Linked DNA regions of Homo sapiens: region 2 is linked to region 1. A link is an interaction called in ENCODE POLR2A ChIA-PET data of the cell type or tissue named here. Cell type or tissue: OCI-LY7. All regions are shown on one strand.

What was found. Peaks named below come from ENCODE experiments on the same cell type or tissue, not always from the same donor. Only the 100,000 strongest peaks of a DNase experiment are listed, where the experiment ranks them.
Region 2: POLR2A ChIA-PET joins it to region 1 with 14 read pairs; 1 of 35 experiments calls an interaction of 5 or more read pairs at or near these places.

Annotation. Positions count from the first base shown.
Region 1 is chr12:95,340,767-95,345,766 of GRCh38, forward strand. LOC105369917 (a long non-coding RNA gene) reads right to left here. Exons shown (of 11, transcript XR_001749265.1): 9 at 2,010-2,126. Among named protein-coding and RNA genes, the nearest start is that of MIR3685, 33 kb to the left of the region's middle. In OCI-LY7, CTCF peaks have their summits at 2,614 and 2,820; DNase peaks (open chromatin) are centred at 2,365, 2,567, 2,925 and 3,285; H3K4me3 peaks cover 1,744 bases; H3K27ac peaks cover 5,000 bases.
Region 2 is chr12:95,569,263-95,574,262 of GRCh38, forward strand. No RefSeq gene overlaps it. Among named protein-coding and RNA genes, the nearest start is that of USP44, 20 kb to the left of the region's middle. RefSeq lists an enhancer at 4,863-4,992. In OCI-LY7, no CTCF peak of the experiment used is centred here; DNase peaks (open chromatin) are centred at 2,259 and 4,243; H3K4me3 peaks cover 1,445 bases; H3K27ac peaks cover 3,250 bases.

The DNA.
Region 1 (5,000 bases):
TGCCCTACTGGGGCTCGGGTGATTCTCCCATCTCAGCCTCCCTAGTAGCTAGTGCCATAGGCACACATCACCACACATGGCTAAATTTTGTATTTTTTGTAGAGACAGGATTTCGCCATGTTGCCTAGGCTGGTCTGGAACTCCTGGGCTCAAGTGATCCACCTGCCTTCGCCTCCCAAAGTGCTGAGATTAAGGCGTGAGCCACTGCACCTGGCCTACTTGACCTCTTTATGACATTTGAAATTATTGAACAGTGTCTCCTCCAACTCTCTGCTGGGCTTCTATGGCCACTTTCTCTTCTGTCTTCTTTCTGTTTCTCTAGGTCTTGCTTCCTAGTCTTCATTTCATGAAGACTTTTTCTCTACTTGACCTCTAAATATCTATTGTACTAAAAGCTTGCATCTTGTCTCCTGCCATTCACTCTCTTCACACACTCTTTGGATAACGCATAATTCTAACTACTATTTATGTCTACCAAGTGACCAAATGTCTATCAAAGCTAGTGCTCTCCTCTGATCACCAGACCTGTGCGCTGACTTGCCTACTTCTTGATGTCTCTACATTGATGTCACTCAGGTACCTCAAACTCAACATGTCCCACCTGAAATTTTCATCTTTTTCTTCAAATGTTCTTATGGTGGATTGAAAATGGCTGTGTATTCTTTGCCACTCTACCCATCAAGAGATGGAAGGCTATTTCTGTTCCCATTGAATCTGGGCTGGCCTGTGACAGGCTTTGAAAAATGGCAGACTGTGTAACTTTTGAGGCCAGGCATTAAGAGATGTATAGTTTCCATCTTCACCTCTTGGAGTCTTCCTTCTTCAAACAGATGCCACGTTGTGGGGAAACCCGAGCAGCTATGTGGAGAGGCCTTCATAAGGAGAATGGGGCCCACTGGCTAACAGTCATAACTCAGCTCCCAATGGCAGTGGCACTGCCTGCCAGCCCTGTGAAGGAGGATATTTTTCAGCTGTACTCAAACTGTCCCAGCCAGTGCTACATGAAAGAGTCAGGCCATCCCTGCAGGGTCATAAATAAATATAGGTTGTTGTTTTTAAGCTTCCAAGTTTGTTTGTTTGTTTGTTTGTTTTTTGTTTTTTGCTTTTTTTTATAGAGACAGGGTCTCGCTATGTTGCCCAAGCTAATCTTGAGCTCCTGGGCTCAAGCAATCCTCCCACCTTGGCCTCCCAAAGTGCTGGCATTATAGGCCTGGGCCACCATACCCAGCCTGGGGTGGCTTGTTGTGCAGTAATAGATAACAAGACATTTCTTCTCCTCCTCCTCCTGAATTCTCTATCTCAAAAAATAGTGCTACTGTTCTAAGTGCCCAGGTGAGAAGCTGGAGATACCTTAAATTCTTCCTTCACTGACATATCAGATCTTATAGAGTCTCATTTCTAACTGTTACTCATACCCAGCATCCTTTTCCATTCCCACCCACTGTTACTGCCTAATCATTTCCCTCCTAGTTAAAAGCTTAACAGGTCTCTCTGTCACTTGGACCCTTTCCATACCATTCTTCCAAAATAAACAAAATAAACTTTCTAAAATACAAAAAAAACCTCTGCATGTCACTTGTCTGTTTAAGGTCCTTTAATGATGCTGGGTGTGGTGGCTCACGCCTTAATCCCAGCACTTTGGGAGGCTGAGGCAGGCGGATCATTTGAGGCCAGAAGTTCAAGACCAGCCTGGACAACATGGTGAAAACCTGTCTCTACTAGAAATACAAAAATTAGCTGGGCGTGATGGTGGGCGCCTGTAATCCCAGCTACTCGGGAGGCTGAGGCAGGAGAACTGCTTGAACCGGGAGGCAGAGGTTGCAGTGAGCGGAGATCGTGCCACTGCATTCCAGCCTGGGTGACAGAGCAAGACTCCATCTCAAAAAAAAAAAAAAAAAAAAAAAAGAAGGGGGTACATGGGGTACATAAATAAGACCCTCTCTACATCCAAAGATATCGTGGGATTTGATGCACCTTGTTGTCCCAATGAGAAGTCTGACCCCTCTTACCTGTGATTCTACCCTCCCATCCACCCAGTTTCTCTGTATCTGCAGGTGAACCAGCTTCTTTGTATCTGCAGGTGAAACCTAGCTCAGCAGGTTACAAGCCCATAGTCCTAGAAACACCTGCAATGAGACCAAGAAAGAATTAGCAGTGACCATGGCCATCAGACTGAGAGACCATTCACTCATTCATTGGTTCATTGATTCATTCAGCAAATATGTTTTCAATGTTTACCATGAGCTGGGCCCAGGGATAGGGACTGGGGCTACAATGGTGAACATGACACAGTCTTACCATCAAGAAGCTTCCAGCCTAGGGGCAGAGGAAGCCAACTTCAAAGCAGGCTGGGAAGGTAAGGCTGTCCTCCCTATACTCCCAGAACCCACGACACACTCTCTGTGGCTCAGGCCACCCTTGTAAGAGCTCTGTCTACACCCTGATGCTTCCACCAGAGTATCTACTGCTGTTCACCTTCCAGGTACAGCTCAATCATTTCACTATCATGCAGGACTTGTGGTTCCCTGGTTAGGTGGAATGAAAGAGAATTAAGAGATAGCTAAGGCCCTCATCCAGCCACGCAACTCTTTTGGAGGACACTAGAGGTCTTTGCTAAGTTTTCTGTGTTTTATAACCTTCTTCATTCTTATTTGTATTCTCTTTAGGTTCTCTGGTCACGGGATTATTCCCTTCCTCTTGCTGACCTAAAAAATAATCAACTTTCTGGAAATTTAGGGGACTCAGCCAATGCTGTTGTGATTCTCCTTCTTTAGCTTTCAGTTACAGAATGACATGTGACCTCCTTGCAAGGTTGCTATCAGCCCCGTTGTACAAAATAATATGTCCTTGGTCAAAATTTACATTTTGTGCCTCTTATTAAAGATCTGTCTGTTTGCCTGCGTCATCTCTAAAGGCCTAGCCCATCTGCAATGCCACCTCCTGAATGGGACACAGCTGTTTAACTGAACTGATTTATTCTTAGGACTAAGAGACTGATTCAAGAAGACACGGAATGATATATTTAAATTTGCCCGTTTTTGCTTATCCCAATTTGTTTTTTTCCACTCCTTTGCCTATCTTTATCTCTGCAGCCTATCACCCAAATCTCTGCAAAGCTATCAATTTAGCTTTTCAGATGTGAAACTTTTTCAAGTTTCAAAGTGAGGACTGAAGGAAATAAAAATATTTCACCCCGAAATATACTTCTTTGGCATATTTTGAGGTGGCTGTTCAGAGAGCCAATGAATAGAAGTCACCCTGCAGAACTGTCTTTTGTGGGGGAGATTTGCATCTGCAGAGAATCTGCACTGATGCAGGCAGAAGAGGGCTTTCTCTGAGGCCTTCTCTTGTCCGATTGAGGAAAGATTAACTGAGACTCTGACATTTTAAAGATCTGAAAGAAATATTTGCCATCTACAGGCAGGGCTGAGAGAGCCCCAGTGGGAGTGGGCCCTCCATGTCAGACTAAGGAACTTGGACTTGGCCTAAAGGGAAGTCCTTAGAGACTTATAAGCAGAAGAATGATGCAGACATGTTCGGATATTAAAAAGAACACCTGGCTGGGCACGGTGGCTCACGCCTGTAATCCCAGCACTTTGGGAGGCCGAGGCGGGTGGATCACAAGGTCAGGCATTCGAGACCAGCTTGGCCAACATAGTGAAATCCTGTCTCTACTAAAAATACAAAAAATTAACGGGCTGTGATGGCAGGTGCCTGTAATCCCAGCTACTTGGGAGGCTGAGGTAGGAGAATCACTTGAATCTGGGAGGCAGAGGTTGCAGTGAGCTGAGATTGCACCACTGCACTCCAGCCCGAGTGACAGTGTGAGACTCCGTCTCAAAACAAACAAACAAAAAAGGCCAGGCGCCGCTCACGCCTGTAATCCCAGCACTTTGGGAGGCCGAGGTGGGCAGGTCACAAGGTCAGGAGATCGAGATCATCCTGGCTAACATGGTGAAACCCCGTCTCTACTAAAAATACAAAAAATTAGCCGGGTGTGGTGGTGGGTGCCTGTAGTCCCAGCTACTCGGGAGGCTGAGACAGGAGAATGGCGTGAACCTGGGAGGCGGAGCTTGCAGTGAGCTGAGATCGCGCCACTGCACTCCAGTCTGGGCGACAGAGCGAGACCCCCATCTCAAAAAAAAAAAAAAAAAAAAAAAAAACACCCTGAAATGGGTAGGAAATATTAGAGGTCTCAAGACTAAAAGCAAGAACTAGTTAGAGCATTGGAGAAAATCAGTTCGGGAGTGATGAAGGCCTGAAGTAGGCAGAAGCAGTGGGATTGGAAAGAAGGGACAGTCAGGAAATGAAAGTCGTGGTGATAGATTCCAAACTCAGTTTCATAAGTGGCCTCTGAGATCAGTCTGTGGTGGCTATTTGGTGTGCAATCAGCAAAAAAGAGTTTAGGGCCCAGTCTAGGCTCAGTTGAAAAGAATGATGGGCTGAGCATGGTGGCTCACGCCTGTAATCCCAGCACTTTGGGAGGCCAAGGTGGGCGCAGATGACTTGAGGTCAGAAGTTTGAGACCAGCCTGGCTAGCACCGTGAAACCCCATCTCTACTAAAAATACAAAAAAAAAAAAAAAAAAAATTAGCCAAACGTGGTTGGTGCTTGCCAGCTACTCCGGAGGCTGAGGCATGAGAATCACTTGAACCCAGAAGGTGGAGGCTGCAGTGAGCTGAGATCACACAACTGCACTCCAGCCTGGGCAACAGAACAAGACTCTGTCTCAAACAAACAAACAAAAAAAGAATGATGGATTAGTGATGTCTGCTATAGACACAGAATGGGGGAATATTGGCTCATGACTGGTATTTACTATTCCCATTCTCTGGTAGAAGAAGCATTAAAATGAACTGTGTATCAACAAGTGCATACTGTGTGAGTCCATGAAGATCTAGAACAGATGAAAGTAATTCATGCTGATAGAAGGCAGAATAGTGGTTTCCTGGGGGTGGGCAGGTGGGTAGGTTACTCAATGAGAAGGAGTAGGAGAGAGA
Region 2 (5,000 bases), 230 kb after region 1:
CAACCCTGAGGAGATCGGTATTATTATCCCCATTTTACAGTTGAGGAAACATGCTCAAAATTTAATCAACGGGTTCAAATTCACACACCAGAACAGGATCTGCTCTGGGAAATGTTAGATTTTGCAACGGAAAAGAAGAAAAAGTTTTTTCTAACTGGATCACAGCATACTATGTTGTTTATATTTAGATTAACTAGACTTTGTTTTATTCCATTTATCTGTAGTTTTGGGAAGTACTGTACATTTGGAAAGATGTCATTTCAAGTAATTTTTCTACCCAGGCTGTCCATTTACAATTACCTGGTCACCTTTGAATCACTTTCACCAAAATCAGAGAAGGTGGCTAGATAGCAAGTTGTGATATGCCACTGATTTTTTTTTCTCCCTTTTCAAGTTAAGTGGCTCCTGTAAGAATGGCCATGCAACCTTGGATTTATTCAGAGAATGCTCTAACCACATACACTACATCAAAAAGTATAGTCTCAGAATTTGACAGATGACAATAAAAATTTCCAATTAAACTATGTATTATAAATTGTTCAATTTTTGGCAGAGTGGATCTTATTGAAGGCACCATAATGATAAGGTAGGATTTAGTTACATACTTTAATTACATACATACTTTGTTTTCTCAAGCAAATGTGTAACAATGGTGTGATCTAGCTACAAAATATTTCCTTAAGATTTTTGTTGGCATGTCAGTGCTAACAATTAGGAATTAAGTGTTTTAAATTTAATCTGAAATTAGTGGTTTAAATACAATGATAAATGGTTTTCATGGTTGTCAGCCTTCATTTAATGTTATATTAAACCTCTTGAGTATGTTATACCACTACTTTGTTATTTAACTGATGGATCTGAAAACCCATAAAGATGCAGTATTTGTCTTACAAATAGCAAATGTATAGTCTTTGATTTGATCATTTAATGTACCCTTTTTTACACAGCCATTTGGCTTTAATCCTGTAACAGGTTATTGTCACTTGTCTTTTCTTTATCTACCAAAATGCCTTCAGTCATTTCATGAATAAATCAATGGAGGGAAGAGAGAAATATGAGTTATCCCAAAGATATATTAATGGCATTATTCCAATATAAATGGAATGAGGAAAAGAAGAATTATGCATTAGTAATGATGTTTTTCATTGCAGAGCAATTTCTACCTCGCAAAGGATTTTCATACAGATCCTCTTTCTTCATACTTAGCATTATATAGCTGAGGAAATTATAGTATTAAGTGACTTGTCTGAAGCCACACAGCAAGCATCAGATCTGGAATTAGAAAGCAAGTCTTCTCATGACCAGCCATTGTTCTTTTATAGTTTACCTTATAGATGGCATGAAAGTGACTTTTTTGTGGAATAGTTATTACAACTTCTCACCCCCCAATGTATCTACTTGTGAAAATAATGGGTTTTTTGTTTTGTTTTGTTTTGTTTTGTTTTGTTTTTTGAGACGAGTCTCGCTCTGTCGCCCAGGCTGGAGTGCAGTGGCGCGATCTCGGCTCACTGCAATCTCTGCCTCCCGGGTTCAAGCAATTCTCCTGCCTCAGCCTCCTGAGTAGCTGGGATTACAGGCGCCCACCACCACGCCCAGCTAATTTTTGTATTTTTAGTAGAGACGGGGTTTCACCATGTTGGTCAGGCTGGTCTCGAACCCCTGACCTCATGATCCGCCCGCCTCGGCCTCCCAAAGTGCTGGGATTACAGGCATGAGCTACCACACCCGGCCTGACTTACATGTTAAGGTGTCCAAATTGATTGAGATGTTCTTCTATCATAATTTATAGAATCTCTTCTACCATAATTTACTTCTTAACTGATGACCTTGGAGAATGAGCAGAATAACAGATGAGAAAGGGCTCAGGGAGAAAGAGAAATGTATATGCTCTCACTGGGCATGGTAGCTCATGCTTGTAGTCTCAGCACTTTGGAGGCCCAGGCAAGAGGATTGCTTGAGTTTAGAAGTTTGAGACCAGCCTGGGCAACATAGCAAGACCTCGTCTCTACTAAACATAAAAAAAAAAAAAAAAAAAAAAAAAAAAAAAAAAAAAAAAAAAAAAAAAAAAAAAGCTGAACATGGTGGCACGCCTGTAGTCCCAGCTACTTGAGAGGTTGAGATGGGAGGATCGCTTGAGCCTGGGAGATCAAGGCTGCAGTGAGCTAAGATTGCACCATTGCACTCCAGCTGGGTGGCAGAGTGAGACCCTATCTCTAAAAAAAAAATGTAAAAAAGAGACCGAGATGTATGTGTTCTCTACACTACTCATTATAAGGATGCAGGTGGGGATCAACTGGTTTATAAACAAGGTTTTACTTCCTCTTCCTGATCTGAACTGTATCATCATTTCCTCTATCTTTATTTGATGTGAAATGTATTGATGGTCATATATCAATTTCTTCTGTAGACTCAGTGATACAGGAAGTGTCCTGGTAAGCACTGGCACCCAAAACAGTAAAGATAAAAGCTTTAGTCTGAATTTTGCAGTTGGGAAAGTTGAAGTTGAGGGTGAAATGACTGAGCCACAGTGGGTTACTTAGCTTCCTGATACCAAGGCAGAGCTGTTTCCTCCAGGATTTGGTGACTTAGTAACCTCCTCCTGTTACTAGAAATTTCTCCTTTAGAGAAAACCAAAATTTGCTTCATTGTGATATTTACCCTCTGGGCCTATGTTTGCCCTCCAAGTCTGCATTGAACAAACGACTTTCTCCTTGTCTCCCCTGCATATGTCTTATGCAGCTTAGGGTCAGAAGTGGATTTGATTTCTGAGGAAACATCACCAACCAAGAATCTTTTTGTTTTTCCAGATAGAGGGTTTTGCTCTGTCACCCAGGCTGCAGTGCAGTGGTACCATCACAGCTCACTGTAGCCTCACACTCCTGGGCTCAAGTGATCTTCCCACCCCAGCCTCCTGAGTGTCTGGGATTACACGGGAGCCCCACCATGCCCTGCTATTTTGTTTTTAAATTTTTGTAGAGATGGGGTCTTGTTAGGTTGCCCTGGCTAATCTTGAACTCCTGCCTCAAGCGATCCTCCCTCCCCAGCCTCCCAAAGTGCTGGGATTACAGGTGTGAGCCACTGCACCTGGCTGTCCAAGGGACTTCTAAACAAAGCTTATTTTTGTTATAATAAAAACAAATGAAGATTAAGCAATCTAAAGACAAAGCCTCCTGAGTAGCTAGGACCACAGTGGCCCATCACCATGCCCAGCTAATTTTTGAATTTTTTGTAGGAACAGAGTTTCTCCATGTTGCTCAGGCTGGTCTGCAGCTCCTGGGCTCAAGCGATCCTCCTGCCTCAACCTCCCAAAGTGCTGTGATTACATATATGAGCCACTGTGCCTGGGCTAGTACATTGTGTTTTATCTCACTCTCTCATCTCAGAGGGAGGCTGAGGTAATTTATGCATATACACATGCACACACCCCATTTGTTGGACATCTACAATGTTCCTAATCCTTACAAGTTAGATTTTATTATCCCCATTTTACAGATGAGGAATCTGTGGTTAGATAACTCTTTAAAATCACTCAGCTAGAAAGTGGCTACAGTGGCATTAGAACTAAAAATTCCCATGGGATGAATGCCTTGGCTTTAAGTCCTTGCTCTTTTCACTGTAATATGCTGCGTGTCTGATCACATGGAATATTTGTGGTAAAGGTAAGAAACTTCAGAAGGCCACAGAACTAGTTTTGGAGCTGGAATCAGTTTTATGTTGTCTTGATTTTGTTCCTATTTGCTTGTGTAGTTTGCTAGATGTTACTTGCTTGAAAAGAAGTATCAATTGGGCTCATTTTTCCCCAAGTCCTTACAAACAGTGGTGCCTGTTTGATGCTTTGATTTAAAAAGAAATTGATAGTACCTTTAAGACTGTATGGATGGCAAGCTACTCCAAGGCTGGACTACATCTCTAGTTTCCTGAAAATGATTCCTCTCTAGGATTTACAGTTTGCTGGCTTTTAAGACATAATAGAAAACACAATTCTCTCCTTAAGCCCTGCAAGTCCTTGGCCGGGCGCAGAAGCTCACACCTGTAATCCCAGCACTTTGGGAGGCCAGGGCGGGGGGATCATGAGGTCAGGAGTTCAAGACCAGCCTGGCCAACATGGTGAAACCTCGTCTCTACTAAAAATACAAAAATTAGCCTGGCATGGTGGTGTGCGCCTGTAATCCCAGCTACTCAGGAGGCTGAAGCAGGACAATCGCTTGAACCCGGAAGTTGCAGTGAGCCAAGATTGCTTCATTGCACTCAAGCCTGGGTGACAGAGTGAGACGAGACTCTGGCTCAAAAAAAAAAAAAAAAAAAAAAAAAAAAAAAAAAAAAAAAAAAAAGCCTTGCAAGTCCTGAGGGGGCCCAGTGCTAAGACAAACGGATATGGTCATTTTCCCAAAAGGTTAAGGAGAATAGTTAGGTACAAGAATACCACACACCATCCTCAAACGGACAGAATTTTTGCCAGATACTGTTAATAAGTCAGATTTAATTGATAGATGGGTAAGATCTGAAATAACAGTCAGTCAAAAACAAGGCCTTTATTCTTCAAATCATTCTAAACTCCAAACTTCCCCCAAATGGCTTGAGATCACATTAAAGCCCAAACCTTCCATTTCTAAAGGAACAGAAATACATCGCAGTTCCCCGAATTCTCTTTCCCTTCAGCGTTGCCTGTCTACTCAGTTTAGACTGTTCTGAACTATCAGGCTCCGGGGTGGTGGCAGGCTCTGCTCACCCCAAGCTTTCCATTTTGATCAGTTTAATTCCCTAGGAGCCGACGACTGCCATCGGAAGGAAGAGAAATTGTGAGCTCGCGCTGGGCTGCCGGGGAGGGGAGGGCTGGCCAGTGAGGACTCCTATCTCTGGGGCTGGTCACCCAGCCTCAAACAAATCTGCATCACCCTGGGGGGTCTCACCCCTTTTTCTATGTCAATGATCCCCATTTGTCCCAAGTGCTTGGGGTTTCAGGTCCTGGTGAGCCATTCTCATTTATCTTCCTTTTGTTT